6 separate regions of the Homo sapiens genome follow, and all the other regions are linked to region 4. A link is a contact called in ENCODE Hi-C or POLR2A ChIA-PET data. All regions are on one chromosome and are shown on one strand. Each heading gives the region's core, a stretch centred on a gene start or an enhancer-like site at or near the end of the contact. The rest is flanking DNA. Distances are from core to core; before and after follow the strand shown.

What was found. A loop is a pair of places that touch in the nucleus more often than their neighbours do. ChIA-PET counts read pairs that join two places held with the same protein, here RNA polymerase II (POLR2A). Pooled maps may share reads with other maps.
Region 1: a pooled map shows a loop between it and region 4 (4-fold over the local background). The contact joins the enhancer-like site here to the promoter of TMEM192 in region 4. A Hi-C loop is called at or near these places in 1 of 168 maps with a recorded cell type or tissue (gastrocnemius medialis), 1 of 37 single-sample maps with no recorded cell type and 8 of 50 pooled maps. POLR2A ChIA-PET finds 5 or more read pairs at or near these places in 7 of 52 experiments (BJ, Caco-2, GM12878 and 4 more).
Region 2: a map of OCI-LY7 shows a loop between it and region 4 (3-fold over the local background). The contact joins the promoter of TRIM61 here to the promoter of TMEM192 in region 4. A Hi-C loop is called at or near these places in 1 of 168 maps with a recorded cell type or tissue (OCI-LY7), 3 of 37 single-sample maps with no recorded cell type and 10 of 50 pooled maps. POLR2A ChIA-PET finds 5 or more read pairs at or near these places in 4 of 52 experiments (AG04449, OCI-LY7, activated T-cell and 1 more).
Region 3: a loop to region 4 is called in a map of Caco-2, with 3 times the contacts of the local background. The contact joins the promoter of APELA here to the promoter of TMEM192 in region 4. A Hi-C loop is called at or near these places in 1 of 168 maps with a recorded cell type or tissue (Caco-2), 7 of 37 single-sample maps with no recorded cell type and 5 of 50 pooled maps. POLR2A ChIA-PET finds 5 or more read pairs at or near these places in 2 of 52 experiments (Caco-2 and activated CD4-positive, alpha-beta T cell).
Region 5: a loop to region 4 is called in a map of B cell, with 11 times the contacts of the local background. The contact joins the promoter of FAM218A here to the promoter of TMEM192 in region 4. A Hi-C loop is called at or near these places in 8 of 168 maps with a recorded cell type or tissue (B cell, CD4-positive, alpha-beta T cell, CD4-positive, alpha-beta memory T cell and 4 more), 15 of 37 single-sample maps with no recorded cell type and 21 of 50 pooled maps. POLR2A ChIA-PET finds 5 or more read pairs at or near these places in 3 of 52 experiments (MCF 10A, activated T-cell and activated naive CD4-positive, alpha-beta T cell).
Region 6: a map of naive thymus-derived CD4-positive, alpha-beta T cell shows a loop between it and region 4 (2.4-fold over the local background). The contact joins the enhancer-like site here to the promoter of TMEM192 in region 4. A Hi-C loop is called at or near these places in 2 of 168 maps with a recorded cell type or tissue (both naive thymus-derived CD4-positive, alpha-beta T cell) and 8 of 50 pooled maps. POLR2A ChIA-PET finds 5 or more read pairs at or near these places in 5 of 52 experiments (GM10248, MCF 10A, activated T-cell and 2 more).

The regions. Positions count from the first base shown.
Region 1 is chr4:165,300,790-165,303,786 of GRCh38, reverse strand. All of the region lies in intron 8 of KLHL2 (kelch like family member 2), which reads right to left. Among named protein-coding and RNA genes, the nearest start is that of GK3, 23 kb to the right of the region's middle. Within about 2 kb of position 1,661, at least 2 of the 41 ENCODE cell types and tissues checked have a DNase peak (open chromatin) inside an H3K27ac peak, as active enhancers do; they include GM12878, where a contact is called at or near this core.
Region 2 is chr4:164,976,250-164,979,531 of GRCh38, reverse strand. It overlaps TRIM61 (tripartite motif containing 61), which reads left to right and starts at 1,875. Exons shown (of 3, transcript NM_001414904.1): 1 at 1,875-2,001; 2 at 2,707-2,844. RefSeq lists enhancers at 1,597-1,656, 1,687-1,766.
Region 3 is chr4:164,875,778-164,878,952 of GRCh38, reverse strand. It overlaps APELA (apelin receptor early endogenous ligand), which reads right to left and starts at 1,775. Exons shown (of 3, transcript NM_001297550.2): 1 at 1,546-1,775; 2 at 1-33. The coding sequence starts at 1,621.
Region 4 is chr4:165,111,610-165,114,882 of GRCh38, reverse strand. It overlaps TMEM192 (transmembrane protein 192), which reads left to right and starts at 2,023. Exons shown (of 6, transcript NM_001100389.2): 1 at 2,023-2,136. The coding sequence starts at 2,110. RefSeq lists enhancers at 1,668-1,727, 2,508-2,747 and silencers at 1,851-2,049, 2,218-2,477.
Region 5 is chr4:164,955,117-164,958,453 of GRCh38, reverse strand. It overlaps FAM218A (family with sequence similarity 218 member A), which reads right to left and starts at 1,506. Exons shown (of 1, transcript NR_160935.1): 1 at 1-1,506. It also overlaps a transcript of TRIM61 not described here. RefSeq lists enhancers at 1,247-1,406, 1,707-1,756.
Region 6 is chr4:165,254,068-165,257,151 of GRCh38, reverse strand. The region is part of intron 4 of KLHL2 (kelch like family member 2); the gene reads right to left. Among named protein-coding and RNA genes, the nearest start is that of GK3, 24 kb to the left of the region's middle. Within about 2 kb of position 1,576, at least 6 of the 41 ENCODE cell types and tissues checked have a DNase peak (open chromatin) inside an H3K27ac peak, as active enhancers do.

The DNA of each region.
Region 1 (2,997 bases), core at 412-2,911, 190 kb before region 4:
GTTCGAGACCAGCCTGGCCAAGATGGCGAAACCCCGTCTCTACCAAAAATACAAAAATTAGCCAGGCATGATAGTGCGTGCCTGTAATCCCAGCTACTTGGGAGGCTGAGGCATGAGAATCTCTTGAACCTGGGAGGCAGAGGTTGCAGTGAGCTGAGACTGCACTAATGCACTCCAGCCTGGGCGAAAGAGCGACACTCTATCTCAAAAAATAAATAAATAAAATAAACATAATTAATAAAGAAAATATACAATACCCTCACCTCTGACCACCCAAAAACGGCGGGGGGGGCAAGGTTGTAAAAATTACAGAATTGGGATGCATGTTAAGATAAACCTTGTATTTAGGGTTCTGTTCAAAACTTCAAAACTGCCCAAGAGACAATAGTTGAAAGAGTCTTAGATGATATATCTGATGAAGACCAATTTTTCTAAAATTTCAGAAGGGAACATTTTTTAAATTTTTTGATAAATAACACTGAGTTATAGATTTCATAATCCTCAAAGTTTGAATATAAGATTTCTATTTCCACGCAATAGTTCACTTTTACACATTAAAATGAAGATGAAAAGGAAAACTGTGCTATTACATACAGAGAACAGTAGTAATATTTGTCCTTTACTCACCCAAGAGAGGGAAAATGGGGTAACGATTTGGGTCTCCAGGAATCAGGGATAAAGGAGACAAGGAGAACGTGCAATGGGGGGACAGGAAGGCAGGAATATTTATATAAAACCAAGAGACTGTGTCATAAACCATTGTGTGGCTACCAAAAGAGTTGCTCATAATGCTGACATCCCAGTTATCTGTAAAAGACACAGGTATTTGAGAAACACCATACTAATTATGCTATGAAGGAACAAGAAAAGAAGACCTTTTGTAAGGAAAAGTTAAAAGTAACATATTTGAAGAGGGCAAGGGGTAGGAGGTTAAGCAAATTCACTAATCATCCTGAAATGTACGTCAATTAAACTTTGTTCCTTTTATTTTACCTATTAAATAAATATTAGTTGAAAATTAACTCCTGAAAAATCAAGATTCTAACTGAAAACTTCAATAAATATACTGGGTAAAAATATTTTTAAAATATAATATATACCCAGAAATATGACAGCCCTTATAAAAATACAGATTCCAAAGAGAAAAGCTAACAAAATACAAAAGAAGCAAAACACACACAATTTTTATTATGATGTGCAAATCCAAGGATACCTTATACAATCTGTTTATTGAGAAGCCAAAACTAATGTCTGAGATATGAAAAGAATCATTCATGCAAATTAAAAATCAGAGTGTAATATAAAAAGTACTAATTCACTCTCATGGTAAAATATTATCAAAACCTTGTAATTTCTTCAGCACGACTACCACATTTTGTTCAATTTGACTCATTATTACGATGATAAAAGGCATCATTACTATGAAATAATAAGCATAAGAAATTAATCTTTGCTTCATTCTTACCCAACTCCTTAGACTTAATCTGAACATAACAACTCTAAAATGACAAATGGTGGTGTTGGAAAATTGTTCATCACCAGCACCTTTTCGAAAATATGTGTGGATAAACAAACACACTGAGAAGGGATCATACAAGTAAACATGCAAAGTCAAAGCAACAGGGCTGCTCACTGCTATCCAGCAAGTCTGCTGCCCCACCCACCACCCTGATAGAGCAGAATGAAAGAGAACCTCCAGGGACCCACATACCCAGCACAAAATAACAGCTAGAGAACTGAGAAATCTAAAAGTATAACACAGCTATAGGAGTCCTACTCCAAAACCACAACCAGAGAAGTCCAGGAACAATGTAAACACAACACCACAAAAGAGAAAGTAAGTACTTGATAGGCTTTTACCGAGAACTCTAGGTTTCAAAAATGACATGTTTATTCCAGAAATCAAAAATGAATTCACTTTCACTCTAAAGGTCTCTGCAGCATAGCTAAATATAGGAAAGTCTGAAGATGCTAGAGGAAGGAATATACAAGAAGAAATTCTTTTTTACAAATATGAAGTATTTAAAAAGTATTAAAGATATAGCACATTATTTAGAAGGAAGTTGGAAAGACTTACATAAAATAATAAAATAAAATAAATGGCAACCTTAAACTCACTGCCAAGACTGAACAATTTTTATAAATGGATTATTTTGTAAGAACAAAAACTGACACCAAATAAGATGGACAAATATGAATTAATGAAGACTTAAAAGATGGGTACTTATAAAAGCAGGTGTAAGGGTATTTGAAAAATGTAAACACATATAAAATCAGCAGACCTGGCATGAATACTGAGGTATTAAGGGAACTAGCTAATGTACTTACTGAGCCACTTACAATTATTTCTGAAAAATCTCAGAGAACTGAGGATAGATCAGAAAATTTAAAGAAAGCAAATACCAAATTTTCAAACCAGGATAGGAAGTGAATACCTTGTAAATACACTTTGTTAAGTGATGATAATTCTGAGTAAAAATTTAGAAGATTTTGAGAAAAGCATTTGAACTTCTAGGGGCCAATAAAATACCATGCAGAAGAATGTTTAAAAAGTCATGCCAAATTTGAATCCATTTGATCCTCAACCTCATCAGATGTTATATGCCAAACTACTTATTTTGGCTTAGATAATAATCATATAGAATGAAACTTTCCACAAATAGACTGTGTCAGTGGCTGGCTACTTCTAACAAGGTGCCACCAAGAGAGTTTTGAGATCAATTCTAAATTAAAATATTTGCTAACGATCTAGAAAAATAAGTCAACAGCATCCTGGCAAATCTGCAGTTAGTTATAAATTGAGAACTGTTGTTAGTAATAGGCAAAACAGAAAAACAATACCAATATAGATTTGCAGCAATTAAAAATGTAGACTCCAAAGTAAAACTTAGAAAAATATTAAAGTATTAAAGTGAAAGAATTTAAAAAACAATTCAATGGAAAGGACAGAGTAATAACTGAAGATGATATAAGAAAACGAGAGAACAGATTCTTATT
Region 2 (3,282 bases), core at 626-3,125, 140 kb after region 4:
CCGCGAGGCGGAGCTTGCAGTGAGCCAAAATGGCGCCATTGTACTCCAGCCTGGGCGAAAATAACAAATAAATACCATGCACTCACCTCACTGCAAAGTAATATGGGGGAAGCTGCTGCCACTGGTATTTCTTTTCCTTTCTTTTTCAGGAGACTCTGGAATTTCAAAAGGTTTACGAACAAGGACTTTGCTTTATCGGTTGATTTGTCTAGGTCACACCTCTATTCAACTGTCCACCATACACCCTTTCTAGGATATATTAAAGGCATCGACGGGTCTTTATTCCACAATTCAAATCTTAGTACTTCATGTTTAAAATGCTTCACTGGCTTTTCTTTGCATTTGATAAAAACCAATATCCTCAATTTTGCCTAAAGGGCCTTGCAGCATTCATTCTCGCCTATCTCATCAGCCTCACAAAGCCATTTTCCATATTTTATACTTCTTGCAATTTCCCACGTTGTAGTGCCAACCAAATGACCTCTTTCAGTTCCTTTTGTACCAAGTTTTTAAAAATTATCATCTCTAGGCAGGGCGCGGTGGCTCACGCCTGTACTCCTAGCACTTTGGGAGGCCGAGGCGGGCGGATCACGAGGTCAGGAAATCGACACCATCCTGGCTAACACGGTGAAACCCCGTCTCCACTAAAAATACAAAAAATTAGCTGGGCGTGGTGGCAGGCACCTGTAGTCCCAGCTACTCTGGAGGCTGAGGCAGGAGAATGGCGTGAACCCGGGAGGCGGAGCTTGCAGTGAGCCGAGATCACGCAACTGCACTCCAGCCTGGGCCACAGAGCGAGACTCCGTCTCAAAAAAAAAATAAAAATAAAAATAAAATTATCATTTCTGGCTGGGTGAGGTGGCTCACGCCTGTAATCCTGGCACTTTTGGGAGGCCGAGGCGGGCGGATTGCCTGATCTCAGGAGTTCGAATCCAGCCTGGGCAACACGATGAAACCCCGTCTCTACTAAAAATACAACAACAAAAAATTAGCCAGGCGTGGCGGCGTGCGCCTATAGACCCAGCTACTCGGGAGACAGAGGCAGGAGAATTGCTTGAAACTGGGAGGCAGAGGTTGCAGAGAGCCAAGATCGCGCCACTGCACTCCAGCCTGGGCGAAAGAGAGATTCCGTCTCTTATTAAAAGAAAAAAAAATCATTTCTAAAATATTTTGTAGACGCAGGGTCTGGCAATGTTACCTAGGCTTGTCCTGAACTCCTGGCCTCAAGCGATCCTCCCACCTCTGCCTCTGAAAGTGCTTGGATTACAGGTGTGAGCCACTATGCCCGGCCTGTACTAAATTCTTTAAAGTTGAGAGGCTCCACATTGGCTCTTCTTCCAGCCTTGAAGACTTTGACCGTGGAATTGATCCAACGAATGCCTCTTCATCCCTCAAATTCCGCCTGAAATGTCACTTCCTCAGGTAAACCTGAGTTCATAGGGTAGGGCACAATCCCACAGGGTGGGAGAGATCCACCCACTCACCCACTGAGATGCAAACTAATCCAAAGGGGCTTCTATTCCTCTTTCAAGCATAGGGAGTGCTCAACGACTCCACCCTGCGACCCCAGGCTACGGGAAGCAGTTGACCCTGCAAAGCTCTCCACTCCCTCACCATCTGGGAGGGGACGCTGTGCTGGTGAAGCTTTTAAAACCAACTTGCAGACTTACTTGGACCCTCAAGTTTACTCATATACATAAAAAGTGATAAGAATCCGAAAAGACAGCCAGGGGAATTAAATGCCAGTTGGGGCCAACGGGGCCCTGATCACGGAAGAGGGCGCCCCCAGCTCTCAATCTTCACACAATCCCTGCACCCAGGGTCACAGAGCATGCGCAGGTCCTTCCCGCCCACTTCCGGGGCAACTGCCAACCACCGCGCAGGCTGAGCCCCAGGCAGGAAGCAGCCCACTTGGTGGGGTTGGGGTATGAGTCCTTCCTCGCGGGGGCTCGGTGGGTCCTGAGTATTCTTTGGCCGGATTTGCTGATCCGTCTGCTCCAGGTGAGCTGGGAAGGCCGCAGGAAAGGCCCAGAAGGGCCTCGCCAGGAGGCTTAACTGGACAGGGGCTTCTTGAACATTCTCTGTGCCTAAACCTCCGGGTCGCTGCCTGCCCACGACTGGATCTCCTTAGTGTCTGGCGTAGCTCTTGTGAAAAATTCAGGATTGTAGAGTTAGAATGGGGGTGTTGAGCCTGTATCAATTAAGCTTTAAATGTTATGATCTGAATTAGGGTTTATGAAGTGGCTATGTTATCTTCAAAGAGTTAATGTACGTGTTTGGGAGTGGGGGTTGGGGAGTTAAGGGAGCGAAGTGGTAGCTGCCAGTTGAGAACCCACCAGCCTACGTCGTCTGCACCCTCGACCTATGTAAGCATCCTGTAATCCTCACAAGGGTCTTACAGGTACGAATTATCATTTCAACTTTGTAGATGAGGCGCTTTAGGTGCAGGCATGTTAAGAATCAGCCAGTATGATGATGGTTGAAACTGAGAGCTTGGAATCTACCACAGGTTTTATTTATTCCTCAAACAAGCTAGAGACGTATTGCCACCAAGAAGCTTGCTGCCTGGTGAGGGGTTTTTACAGTTAGGTAAAGAATTGCAGAGTAGCTGTAAAATCACATAACTGTGATATGTGACATGATGGGAGCTAGGCAAAAAACTTGGACTAGATCTTAATGGATCTTTTTGCTTTGTTTTCCTTAAAGCATAGGTTCACAAAGTACAGTCCGCAGGCCAGCAGCATCATCTGGGAACTTAGGAAAAAACCAGCCCTACTGAGTCAGAAACTGGGGATGTGGCCCAGGCAATCTTTTACCAAGACCTCCAGGTGATTATAATGCAAGGTAAGATTTGAGAATTGCTTCCATAAAGTAATAAAGGACCAGTGGAATGTTTTCAGTTGAAATATGAAAGGATTCTGTTTGTATTTGAAAAGGTCAGTTTAGCTACAGACTTCAGAAATTGGAGGCACCATTGTGTATCTAGGAGAGAGACATAAGTGGTTTAAACTAGGGTGGTGACTGTGCCTACAGAGCTGTTCTGTTCACTTAATGTCCTGATTTTAAATAGTAGAGAAGACTGCTTTGGGTGTATGCTTGGGGAAAGGAGGGCACAATGATACCTGGAGTGAGTCCTCTTGTGTCCTTTATGAAGGGGTGGCCTGCCCCTCCACACCTGTGGGTATTTCTAGTCGGGTGGGACGAGAGACTGAGAAAAGAAATAAGACAGAGACAAAGTATAGAGAAACAACAGTGGGCCCAGGGGACCGGCGCTCAGCATAC
Region 3 (3,175 bases), core at 526-3,025, 240 kb after region 4:
GTTTGCGCAGTTTTCTTCTCATGGTCAAATTAACTGAAGGAAAAAGAGAGAAGTATTAGGAGCATTTTTCAGAGGCTTAATTGTTGTTTAATCTAGACAATGCAAACATATTTTGGAGCCAAACTAGATTGTGGTTATTTGCCATTTGTTCAAATGTGATTATAAAATTAAAAACCAATGTGATGCATATACACAAGGGGTGTTCCTAACAGTTAATGTTAATAGCAAGATCTTCTTTTACTCCTATTTTTTTAACTCCATCGTTGAGCAACATAGCAACATCTTAATAGTAATATCCTCCTCCTTTTGAATGATTTTTTCCTAAATGCTCCTAGACCTTTTATTTTATGTAGTAAATTAATCACAAATATTTTGTAAGAACATTGTCAAAGCTACTGTGTATTTCTGAAAAGTATAAATGGTTTGAATAGTGACTGCTGTAAACAATGAGAAGGGATCAAGCTGCTTTCTCAGAGTTGCTGAATTGGAACTTTTTTCTTACTTATGTAAAAGCACAGACCAGGGGACATCATTCGAAATAAACTCACAGTGATCAAACTTCTAATTCACTAAAAAGCAAAGTCTGAATTTTTAACAAGTGATGCATCGTTTTCTGTTCTAACTGAAGAAGTATATTATCAAGTGAATAATTTAACATATTTGGATGTAAATATTACCACCTTTTTATTTAAAGTTGGGTTTGTGGTTCAGAAAACTTTAACTTTCTAATTTCTTTCTTTCTTTCTTTCTTTCTTTTTTCTGTTTCTTTCTTTCTTTCTTTCTCTCTTCTTTTCTCTCTTTTCTTTCTTTTTTTTTTCAAACTTACTGGTTCTTTGAAATCTTAGCTGTTTGGTTTTGAAGTAAAAGTACATTAGAATACTTTTGTGTACTAAATTTCTGTTGGTTAAGTACAATATACTTGATATCATCTTTGAAAACATGTCAAGTAAATTAATATTATGTATCTTTATCATACATATTTTTGATGCTTTTTAGCTGTATAAGCATAATAATAAAAACTGCACTTATTTGTTTTAAGTGACATGCCTAGTTACATAATTAGAAATGACAGCTATTGACCTGTTTTAAGATTTAATCTGCATTTTGTTGCATTATGCTTTTTGTATGTTAATTCAGCCCCTACTCTGGGCAGCAACATACTTTTTAAATAAACTGCTTTGGAGTTTGCATTTTACCTAAAAATCTATACATTTATTTACCTTTATAATGAATAGACGAACACTTCTGTTTCATTTTACTTGTAAAGACAACATAATCTGCAATAGCTTAGAGATCTATTTTCTTGGCATTTAGGAAAAATAGTGGTAAAATACTTATCATTTCAAAGTCCAGATGTTTTTAAAATATTGAAATAATAGACCCAACAGGATAGATAGCATACTTTCAAAATCCTACACATTTATCCCCAATACTACTAACTGCAAGCACACCTAAGTGGTTTTCAGATAAACACAATCATGCTCAGAGACCCAGGGATGCAAACAGGCAAAACAAGTTACTTGTACAAATGTATCAAAGGCCTACCTGGTCTCTGTCCGCTGATAAGGAGAAGACTCATAATAAAAATAAAAAATGCAAAAAGGAATTGCTGAAATCTCATTTTCCTACCGCACAAAAGTAGAGCAATGACTCTCAATGTAAACCAAACGATCTGTAAATAGTCTGTGCAATATCTGTGTGGCTGTCTTCACATTCTAGTGACAAACCTCAGAGAACTGCCAGCTGTGTTTTGCAGGAAGGTTAATGATCACATTAGACAAAGTTGCCGGTGCTCTGTGCTGTGGTCAGAGCCTCCCTCAGCCTCAAACCCCTCCTCCACTCCTCTTCTCCTTTCTCCTCGGCCACTCCCCTTTATTTCCATAAGCAAATATTGGTGAAATAAACCATTCAAGCATGCTATAACTTTAGTGGAAGTGTACTCCAAAAGCTCCAAGAAGAGAATGACTTAAATTCAATCTGGATATGAAGAAATACGTAAAACAAGACGTGACACTGCCTCCTCCCCTTACCATTTGCATCTGTTTAAACTTTGCCCATATTGGTCCCACATGCAGAAACCAGTGGAAATGACAGGAAGTCTCTCTTTTGTCTTTTTCAGAAGGAATTCTGAAGCTCTAACATAAGAGTCCCAAATGCTTTGTGGCAGAACATGTGCTGAAATGCTTTATCTTTACCAAACTTACTGCAAAGTAGTGCCTGTTTACACGAACTCTCCAAATTGCCTAATTCACTGGGTTTGTAACAGTAAAGATTTTTGGAATTTAGAATGTTTTGAAATAAATCTGCAAAACATATACATTTATATTAATATTTTGTAAAGTGCAGTTTTAAAAGTAACAGATTATTTTCATCTGCAAATGTCCAGGATTTTAAAAAAGGAAGTTCAGGCAAGCCACAAACTCATGAAATCTGTGTTCGGTTAAAAATTTATATGTGGTGGAATACCAGGCTAACATACCACAGTCACAGAAATTGGAGATGGAGAAAACAAGTCTTAGTTCATCTCCCAGTGAATTCAGAAAACACAAAAACAGTCTAGCCTTGTCTTTTACACACATGCACCAAGATCTCTTTTTGTTTCAAGTGCTCCCTTATATATCAGATACAGCTGTTATAAATGGAAATGACTATACTTATTATGTAAGTATAATAAATTCCATTTATAACATCCATATCGAACATATTTTAGGTAAAATGCAAAATGCCAAAAGAATAGTATAGGTATGCCTTGAAACACAAGTACAGCCAAAGTACTAGCTCTAAAGCATGTGTAATTTGTTTTGAACCATTAGGAATTTTGTTGTATTTGGCTTCTTTAGACTCAGGTAGTTGGTACATAACCTTGGGGCTTCCTGAGGTTTGAATTTAATGCACAATTTGTCTTGATTTTATAAGTCAATCTGTAAATTTCCCTGCCTGTCTAGTTAGGCATGAAGTTTATAATAGGCGATGGCATACAAAAATTCTTAAATTCACTTTATTGAAGTCTTGAGAATATATTGACCTGTTTGGGGACTGCAAGCATAGTGTTAAAGGGTCCTACTTTACCATGCTGTCCATTGCTTCATAAAATCAATGGAATACAATAGAGTTTGAACTCATGATATACAAGTGACTTAAGAATGGCAAAGAGTTTATTCAGATTTTTAAATCC
Region 4 (3,273 bases), core at 774-3,273:
GCAAGACTCCATCTCAAAAACAAAACAAAACAAAATAAAACAAAAAAAGCAGCTAAAAAAGACATTTTGGAAACAACTTAGAAAATTTTTGCCATAGATTGGTTATTAGTAAACATGGAATTACTATTAGTTGTGTGTAATATTGATATTGTGGTTATGAAAGAAAATATAAAATATCCTTATTTTAGGCAACAAAGTATCTAGGAATGAAGCTTCATATTGTCTTCAATTTACTTTCAAGTAGTTCAGTTAAAAAATGGCCAGGCACGGTGGCTCACACCTGTAATCCCAGCACTTTGGGAGGCCAAGGCAGGCGGATCACAAGGTCAGGAGATCGAGACCATCCTGGCTAACACAGTGAAACCCCGTCTCTACTAAAAATACAAAAATTAGCTGGGTGTGGTGGCGGGCGCCTGTAGTCCCAGACCCTGGGGAGCCTGAGGCAGGAGAATGGCGTGAACCCGGGACGCGGAGCTTGCAGTGAGCCGAGATCGCGCCACTGCACTCCATCCAGCCTGGCGACAGAGCGGGACTCCATCTCAAAAAAAAAAAAAAAAAAAAAAGTATGTGAACACACACACCCACACACAGAGCAACCAAGACAAAAAATGAACAACTAATGAATCAAGTGTGAGGGGTACATGGATGTTCATTGTATTAATCTTTCAACATTTCTGTAGGCTTGAAAATTTTCAAAATAAAATGCAGAGAAGAAAATTTGCACGTCTAGAAAAGGCTTGTGATAAATAATTCATAGAATCTCAGGATTATGAGACCAGCCTGGGCAACATAGTGAGACCTTGTCTCTACGAGAAAAAAAAGAAAAAGAAAAAAGAAGATCACGTGGAGTCTTACACCATCTCTTCCTTCACTAACATTTGCGTAGTTTTATCTCACACATCCTAAACTGGATCACACTATACTCAATGTACAAATAAGCATTAGAATGTATGAAAGTGGGCAAGACGCGGTGGCTAAACTTGTAATCCCAGCACTTTGGGAGGCCGAGGCGGGCGAGTCACCTGACCTCAGGAGTTCCAGACCAGCCTGACCAACATGGCTAAACCCTGTCTCTACTAAAATACAAAAATAGCCAGGCTTGGTGGCACGCGCCTGTAATCCTAGCTACTCAGGGGGCTGAGGCAGGAGAATGGCTTGAACCTGGGAGCCGAGATTGCACCACTGCATTCCAGCCTGGGCGACAGAGCGAGACTCCGTCTCCGCCGCCCCACCAAAAAAATGTATGAGTGTATATATTCTAACTGATATCAAAGTTCTCTCCGGGAGCTGGTAACAGAAAATTTCTTTCCTTGTTTGCTTACATTTTTACAATCATGAGCTTTTTAGAAAATGTCATTGAAGTTTTTTCTCTTTTTGAAATTCAATTTTAAAAGAAACAAGGGCCCAGTGGCTCACGCCTGTAATCTCAGTACTTTGAGAGGCTGAGGTGGGAGAACTGGCCAGGAGGCCAAGAATTCGAGGCTGCAGTGAGCCGAGGTCGTGCTAGGGCACTCCAGCGTGGGCGACAGAGCGAGACTCTGTCTTAATAAACGAACGCCGTAAGCATTCCGAACTGCTTTGTTTCCCATTGGAGAAATCTGTAAATATGTCATGGAAATTGGAATCTTTATTCTGCTCCTGTCCCTCTGCTGGCGGAGTAGGATTTTACCGCTGGTTCTACCTAGGCGTAGAGCTGTGTCTGCAAACAACCAGGCAAGACCGAAAAAAGTTAATGTTCTTAAAATATGCAAGTGGAGCCCGAAAATAGTTAAATTCTTGGACTAGGAAGGCATCCTTAAATGCTCAAGTCTCTGGGTAAGAGCGCACCGAGGGGCTGCGGCCAGAAGCCCCAGGAACCGAGGTGGTTCAGGCGGTAGCCACCGCCCACAGTCCAGGTCTTCTGGGCCGGCACACCCCTCCCACCATCTCAGCCAATCGGAGCTAAGGGGGCGGGGATCGGGCCAGCCGGAGGCGGGGCGGACGCAGGAGGGGGTGTGTCTGGGGAGGGGCCTGGCAGGTCCCAGAAGGTGGCGAGTTTCGCGGCCAGAGGCTTACAGGTCCAGGTGGAGAGGCCGGGCTGGCCAGGGCTTCGGCCTCCGGCGTCGGGAAATGGCGGCGGGGGGCAGGATGGAGGACGTGAGTGCACGGAGGCGGCGGGCGGTTGGCCCCGGAATCCGCTTTTTCTTGTGCCGGGGCGCACGGGGCGGAGACTCAGAGAGGGAAGCCACCCTTGGCGACTGCGGCCGCGGCCGAAGGGGGCGCCGCCTGTGCCCGGGGAGGCCTGGGCGCGGGGCTTTGGGAGGGCTCCAGGCGGCTGTGGGATCCGCGACACGTTGGCTCCGGGCTAATTTTCCCAGTGGAGGCTGGGGTGGGCTCCTGGGCGGTGGGCGCGCGGCCCCCGGGGGTCCCAGGCTGGCGCCCAGCCCACGTGCGGGGTACGTCTTTGATCCCGGAACTGGCAGCTTCACGTGATGCGCGCCTGGCCTGACAGCCCTTCCTCCCCGCGAGTCTCCGGGAGCCGGGCCGATGGGTTCCGCTCGGACGTCCCAGGGGCACAGGGGGCGAATCTCCCTTCCTGGTGAGGTCCCTTGCCTTGGCTCTAGAGGCTGTGGACTTGGAGTGACAACGACGCTCGGGCCGGGCGCCAGCGTCCCGCAGACCTGTCGCTATCATGGCCTGGAAACCCACACGAGAGAAAAAGTGTCATGTGTTGTTTTGAATCTAGCATGGTAGGAATACAAAGGTTTTTAAATCTTTGATAGATTCAAACCAGATTACCAAAACAAAAACAAAAACAAAAAAACAAAAAACCAGTGGCCTAGTTTACAGCGTGTATAGTACAGAATGGTAGCATAATTACAAAAATCTTATTTCTTTGCTTCAGTATCGTAAGGTGTTTTTAGGAGAAACATGTATGTATGCTGAGAGTTAACTGGATTTTCCACTGGCAAGTAATAAAATTTTTGCTCTTGAGAAATGCAAAGTTGACAGTTACTGTAAAGCACTAATTTGGGTTAATAAATTAGTAGGAATATTACTGTGATCCTATCACTGAATGAACTGCATCAGGAAAAGGAAGAGAAACATGAAACAGTTCCAGCATTACGGTAGCTTAGATTCTTGTGCAGTAACCAGTTAAATAATCTTGATGAAATAAAGACCAAACAATTTCTAATGAAACTAAAATTTTCTATTTTTTCCAGTTGAGAAAATGGAAAATTAACTGTAAGACCTGTAAGTAGATTTGAGACTCATATATATTTAAAGCAAAAT
Region 5 (3,337 bases), core at 257-2,756, 160 kb after region 4:
GGTTATAAGAGGTTAGAAATCATACCCAGTGTGAAACACAGCCTAAGTAGTTTCATAAAAATATCACTTGAAGAAAAGATTTCAGACCTGGCATTCAAGTCATAAGATTAAACCTCATCCCCTTCATTGTCCAGAACAAATCCTAACATTACTGGGTCTTACTTTTAATAGAACGATTGCCACTCTATGTAGTGTAATTACTTTGGCAAAGTTATTACATTTCTATAGCTGAAAACTAAAGCATGAATCCTATTGTGATGGCGTCTTTTTCCATCTCCTGGGAAGACAATTCTAACAAACAACTCTATTATATCTATCCAGTTTGATTTTGTCCTCTTTCTCTTCCTCCTGGTAATAACAGCCTTAATCTTTTTTGGATCATGAGTTTTTGTGGTGTCTTTCCAAATCGCACTGTATTCTATCTTTAGAGATACAAGATTATGACTTGCTGTTTCAGAATCTAGAGTCAGATCTATGTAAAATGAATTAAGAATGTTTTGTCGACCATAATGTTGTGGCAGAAGTCTAGAATCATCATCCCTTGTTAAAATGGAAAAGCTCATAAAGTTTTTGTCTTAATACCTGTTATTGATACATACCCTTATATCAGTTACTAATTATTTGAGTGAATAGTTTACTCTGCTATCTCACTTATTAGAGCTTTAAATAAGAAAATATGGTCTGAAAGTTTTGTTTTCATCTAGTGTGCGTATCATATCCTATTCTTTATATTTTCAGGTTTTCAGAACTGCATCTTATTCATTTTCCGAATAAAGCACAAAGTGCTCAAAATCAGAGTTTAATCTCTTCCTCTAATATTCGACTATCTTCGGTAGCATTCATGTATTTTTAGTTAACATAACGATTGGTTTAGTTTTGGCTTATTTAAAGCATTTTACACTTGCTGTTTCAGATGTCAGATGTCCCCTGTGAGCTTCTTCCTTGAGGCAGCCTGCTCTATAGGACAGGTGAGCCCAGCGGGAGCCAGCCCACTGCAGACCCAAACCCTCTAGTCCTTGTCACAAAAAGAGGCTGGGACCTGATGGTGGTTCTCTTCCTGACTTTTCCTGGTGGTCCTTCTGACTTGGAGTGGCCTGGCAATTTCGGTGGCGTGACAGCCGGAATGCTGCCACTAAAATTCCTCTCTGGGCACCATGAGCGGCTGACAGGGCACGCGGAGAAAACGATTCGCTTCTCCCAGGATTGGTGGAGCGACCGCTGTTGGACGAATGTGGTCGTCCCTGGATGTCTGAGCAAAGAGACACTGCCATGGCGGCCGCCGGTCAGCGTATAAGGTCTGTTAGGGAGACCCGAAGCCCTGCACCAGGAACGCAGTTTGGCTCGCCCAGCCCACCCTGCAGGGCTGGCTCTCCAGGCGCTGGGTCCGGGGAGAAGAGGACAGCTGCCCCGCCGCACCGCGCATCCTTCCATCCACTGTGGTACATGGCGCTGCCCCGGTCTCCAACGTCGCGCCACACCTTCACGGTCTCACCCGGAAGTCGAAGCCCAGAGACGGTGCCGGCCGCACCCAATCACTGCTCTGCCGCTCCGACTTCCGCTACGGACTCGCCCAGCCTCCTGGGAGAAACGCTGCAGTGCTTGGGGTGCTGAAGCCCCTTGAGAGCCTTGTGTTCTGTGAGAAAGTTGCATTCTGAAGGAACCTCAGCTGTTTGCTTTGCTCTTCTGCCACCCAACCCTACCTGTGCCAGACTGAGGGCTCTCCCTGCCCCGCCTTAACAGAAGAGAATTCCAGTTGCTGTTTTAATTTATTGAATCTTATTTATAACTGGTTGGAGAAAAATATGGTTATAATTCCCACTGAACAGCTTATTAAAAGTTACAGTAACACTATGATAATTGAGATATTGTCTTTTAGGGAATAAATAATGAAATTATAAGATGAAATATACAGATGAAATTATAAGATGTCTGGGAATTTACTCCATTGGCAGGAGAAGTTGCTGGGGTTATAAAGATTGTTAATTCAAATGATAGAAATTGGTTTCTTTTTATGTGTACGTTCTTCATAATGTTCTCTCTACTATTATGGATGTATGAAATACTCCACAATTTAAAAGCTTCCTTTTATACCCGGCATGGAAGCTCATGCCTGTAATCCCAGCACTTTGGTAGGCTGAGGTGGGCGGATCACATGAGCTCTGGAGTTTGAGACCAGCCAGGCCAACATGGTGAAACCCTGTCTGTACAAAAAATACAAAAATTAGCCGGACATGTTGGCCCGCCCCTGTGGTCCCAGCTACTCCGGAGGCTGAGGTGGGAGAATCGCTTGAACCTGGGGAGTTGAGGTTGCAGTGAGCCAGGATGGCGCCACTGCACCTCAGTCTGGACGACAGAACGAGAGCTTGTCTCAAAAAAATAAATAAACGAAAGATTTATTTCAAAAGGCTAATCATGTTTCAGCGTTATCAATGCCTCGTTCCAGAAAAGCTCATTTCTCTTACTCTTTTCTTTGAGCCGCCTCCCCGTTTTCAGTCCGCCTCAGGGCTCTCAGATTCTGTCTCCTTTGTCTTCCTCCTCACAGTTGTCCCTAATCTTAATCGATTTTCCATCCTCTACCAATTTCCTGTCTACACCCTCTTTAATCTCATAAAACTGCCAAATTAGTTTAAATCGGGATTGAGGAAAGAGCGAGACTAGGCATTGTGCTTCCATCTGGGTGTGTGTGTCTTGTGTGTGGATCCCAGGCCTGGTCTCAGATTACCTGAGTCATCTGGGGCTGGTCCCTGATATCCTCTCTTCATCCTTTTGTGGTCACATGAAGACAAGGAAAATCAACCTCAATTTCCCTTTAAGTTTTCTGTAAATATAAACACCAATAAAGACATATCTTCTGGAAAACTTGTTTTTTTTTTTTTTTTTTTTTTGAGACTGAATCTCTCTTAGTCACCCAGGCTGGACTGCAGTGGCAAGTTCGTAGCTCACTGTAGCCTCAAACTCTTGACCTCAAGCAATCTTCCTGCCTGGGCCTCCCACACTACTCGGGTTGCAGTCTTGAGCCATTGAGCTCAGCCTGGAAAAAATTTTTTAAAACATAGGATTTGGTGTGGCACAGAACTCAATATATTCCAAGAATGGTTTGTGTTTCTGATTCTTCTGTTGACTGTTTAATGGTAGATATGCTGATTATGCAGAACAGTTCAGACATAATTAGATGTAATTAGGGCAAACCAGCATGAGGCCCCTTATGAGAAGTCCAAATCTGTGATTGTCATACAACATACAAAAGAACTGTCTCATATACGATGTCAGAGTAAAGAGTGAACCAAATAGGTTATGTGTAGGACATGTGTATACTACTATAATACCATAATAATTT
Region 6 (3,084 bases), core at 327-2,826, 140 kb before region 4:
CCCCAAGCTGTTATATTACACAATGGAACAAACTGCGAATGTGAATATACTTAGCTAAAGAACTATTAATTATAGTGCTGTTTAAATTATAAAAAATTGAGAAGAACTTAAATGTCCAATAACAAGAGAAAAATAAAGTCAATTCTATAATATCAATGAAATTGAATATTTTTCAGCTCTTAAAAGAGATACAGTAGACAAATATTTAATGACTTGGAAAAATGTTTCTAATACATTTAGTATAAAAAGCTAGTTTCTAAAAGAATCTACAGTATGACCCCTTTTTTGGGTAAACACATGTGTACATAACAACAAACAGTATTAGAGGGCTATACCACAATTGTTAATATGTTTTATCTCTGGTTAGGTGTGATATGAACATTTCCTATTTATTTTTACATATTTGTTAAATTTTATGTATTTGTTAAGTGGTGCATTTTCTATGTACCATTTAAATGGTCAAATATTATTTAAAAGAAAGTCAGGGAGAAGCAAGTAAAGAAATTTCTTTCTGGATCTCTACAATGCTAGCAAATATAACAAGGGTTAAGGGGAGCTATATATGGACTGTGGCTTCTCCGGGAAATATTACCCACCACTCACTAGAGATTGCCTCACTTTGGCGTGTTGAAAGGCCTTTGGAGTCTGAAAGGCCTTTGATCATCAAGCCAGTGTTTTGTAGAACAGTAACCAGGCTCTACACGTTACTCTTCCTGTTCGGTGAACAGCAACAGTTTTAAGTGTTTGGAGAAACATGAAGTAGAAGGACATAGCACCTGATTAAATAAATCTAACTTAAAATGTTGTCATTTTGAAAAACGGGGAAAAAAAAGCTTTTTTATTTGTACATGTTGATTTCCAACCAATGGAGACAAATAAAAGGCTGCACATTTTTTACCGTGGAGATGCTTTCTGCAATAAACAAAGAAACGGAGGGGAGAAGCCACCACTGATCAGAGAAGACACTGTAGAGCATGAGAAATGGAAGACACCCAAGCCAAACAATTAGCATCTGTGTGACACTCTCACACCAGCTGCACATTGTAAAGATGCTTTCATCCTACTTCACATTGTTTGACAAGCCAAATTACATAGAAGATGTTTCGCTTAGACAAGTATACTCCTTCTGCTTGGCTATTAGGATCTGTAGTTTATTTTCAGCTTGCATATTTATTCCATAGGGGGAAATAATTTATGTAGTATGTCTTTTAAATCCTGAGCCATTAGCAGTTTGCTTATTAGGAAGAGACTACCAAAGGGTCCGATTGCTCCACATATATATAACTTCTAAATATCTAAGAAAACATGCAAGCATGAAAAGACAGCTTTTGTTGTTGCTGTTGTTTTTGACTCAGCTAGCCATAGCTATCCTGCAAGGTGGAGCTTGGGGAGGAGTGTGGGGAGAAGGTAGGCAAGGGTGATGTGTTTAGAAGATGAAACGCTTAGTGACAAGAAAGGCAGATCTGGGTGGAGAGTCATGGTTGGATGCACATAGCAGAGGGCTGGGTTTTGCGGCCAAGGAGTAGGGTTTTGAGATGTAGAAGTATGAATAAGGAGATGGCAGAGTGCCAAGGACAAACATTTCCTATGTCAAAACTCTGCACCGGGCCAGCCCCCTACATCCCAGAAAGAGGAAGGAAACTTTCTTCCTCCTCCTTTCCTGTACCCCACATGCAACCTCGCCTGCCTCCTCCCAACACTCCACCCCTAGGAATAGGTATGTCCCACAGAGTTTAAAAAAAACAAAAACAACCTCCCCCTCCCCACAAAAAAACTGTCTGATTAGCTCATATTAATGGCTAATAACACAAGATCTTCCAGAATAAATCCCTTCTAGGGGTTTTTAACATTTTAAGAGAGGTTGACTCTTAAGCAGAATACAACTGCAATTGGTGGCATTTCCAATGTTATAATTAATGAAGTAGAAAAGCAAAGGTAGTATGGAGAGGAGAAATTTGGGGGCAAAGCAGCCTCAGGCAGACTGAAAGCCATCTCTCCTACACTATCCTTTTTCCAGTTGCTACTTCTACTACTTTTAACCCAAGGTTTCTCTTAAAAGTCCAACTTATTTGAGAGTGGCTCAAATGGATAATGAAGACACCACCTACCTTTCAGGGTTATTGAAAAATTAAATGTCAGTCAACGATTTAACACAATGCATGGCAATGACCATGTAGCACATCAGCTCTGACTCAGCGCTTTTTTTCTTGGATTGAACATTCTACCTCATGAGAATTGAACACCAAGATTTACTCTCTCCCGCATAAGATGATGTTTTATCCCAGATCATTCACAATATAGGTAGCTTCCTTTTTTGATCAAATATTCTCAACATAAAAGATGTAATCAGGGAAAATTTGCAAAAGAAGAAACATAGCATACAAAAATGATAAATGTATTTGATGCCTCATTAGTTATCAAGCGAATATAGAACCATGAGAGTGCATTTTATAACTACAATACAAAATGTTTTTACTTTTCTTTCTAGCACCTCCCAATTCAAACAACAAAATGTTTCCAGACAATATATATTCAAACTAAAGTACAGTAAGCCTTGGCCCTTAGCATATCTTTGCTGTCACTGTAAACTAATCAACTGTCTTAGAAAACAAATAAGGAACATTGATCAATAGATACCAAAAAATATAAACGTTTAAAACATTTGACCCTAAAATTATGTTTCTGAAAATCTACCTTGAGAAAAAAGTCCAAAAAATGGAATAAGATACGTAAATGACTTTTACTTTAGCATTACTTAGTAGAAAAAAAACCAGAACCAACTAAAGATCTAACAATATGGCAACAATTAAGTAAAATATGATAAATCCACATGATGAAATGTTATAATCAGTAATAATAAAGACTAATAATGGCTTTAAAAATAACTAACATTTCTAAAGTATTTGCTATAACAAACAATCCTATTATAAAATTAAATGGACTTGGCACACAGCTTTAACCTATCATCATATTAGAACAACTTAATGGACAACAAGCTCCTCTGATCTCAGGAAACTTAAATAATAAAACAATGTTGACACAAACAGAACGAACTACTGAACACTTCCACACCAAGTATTTTTA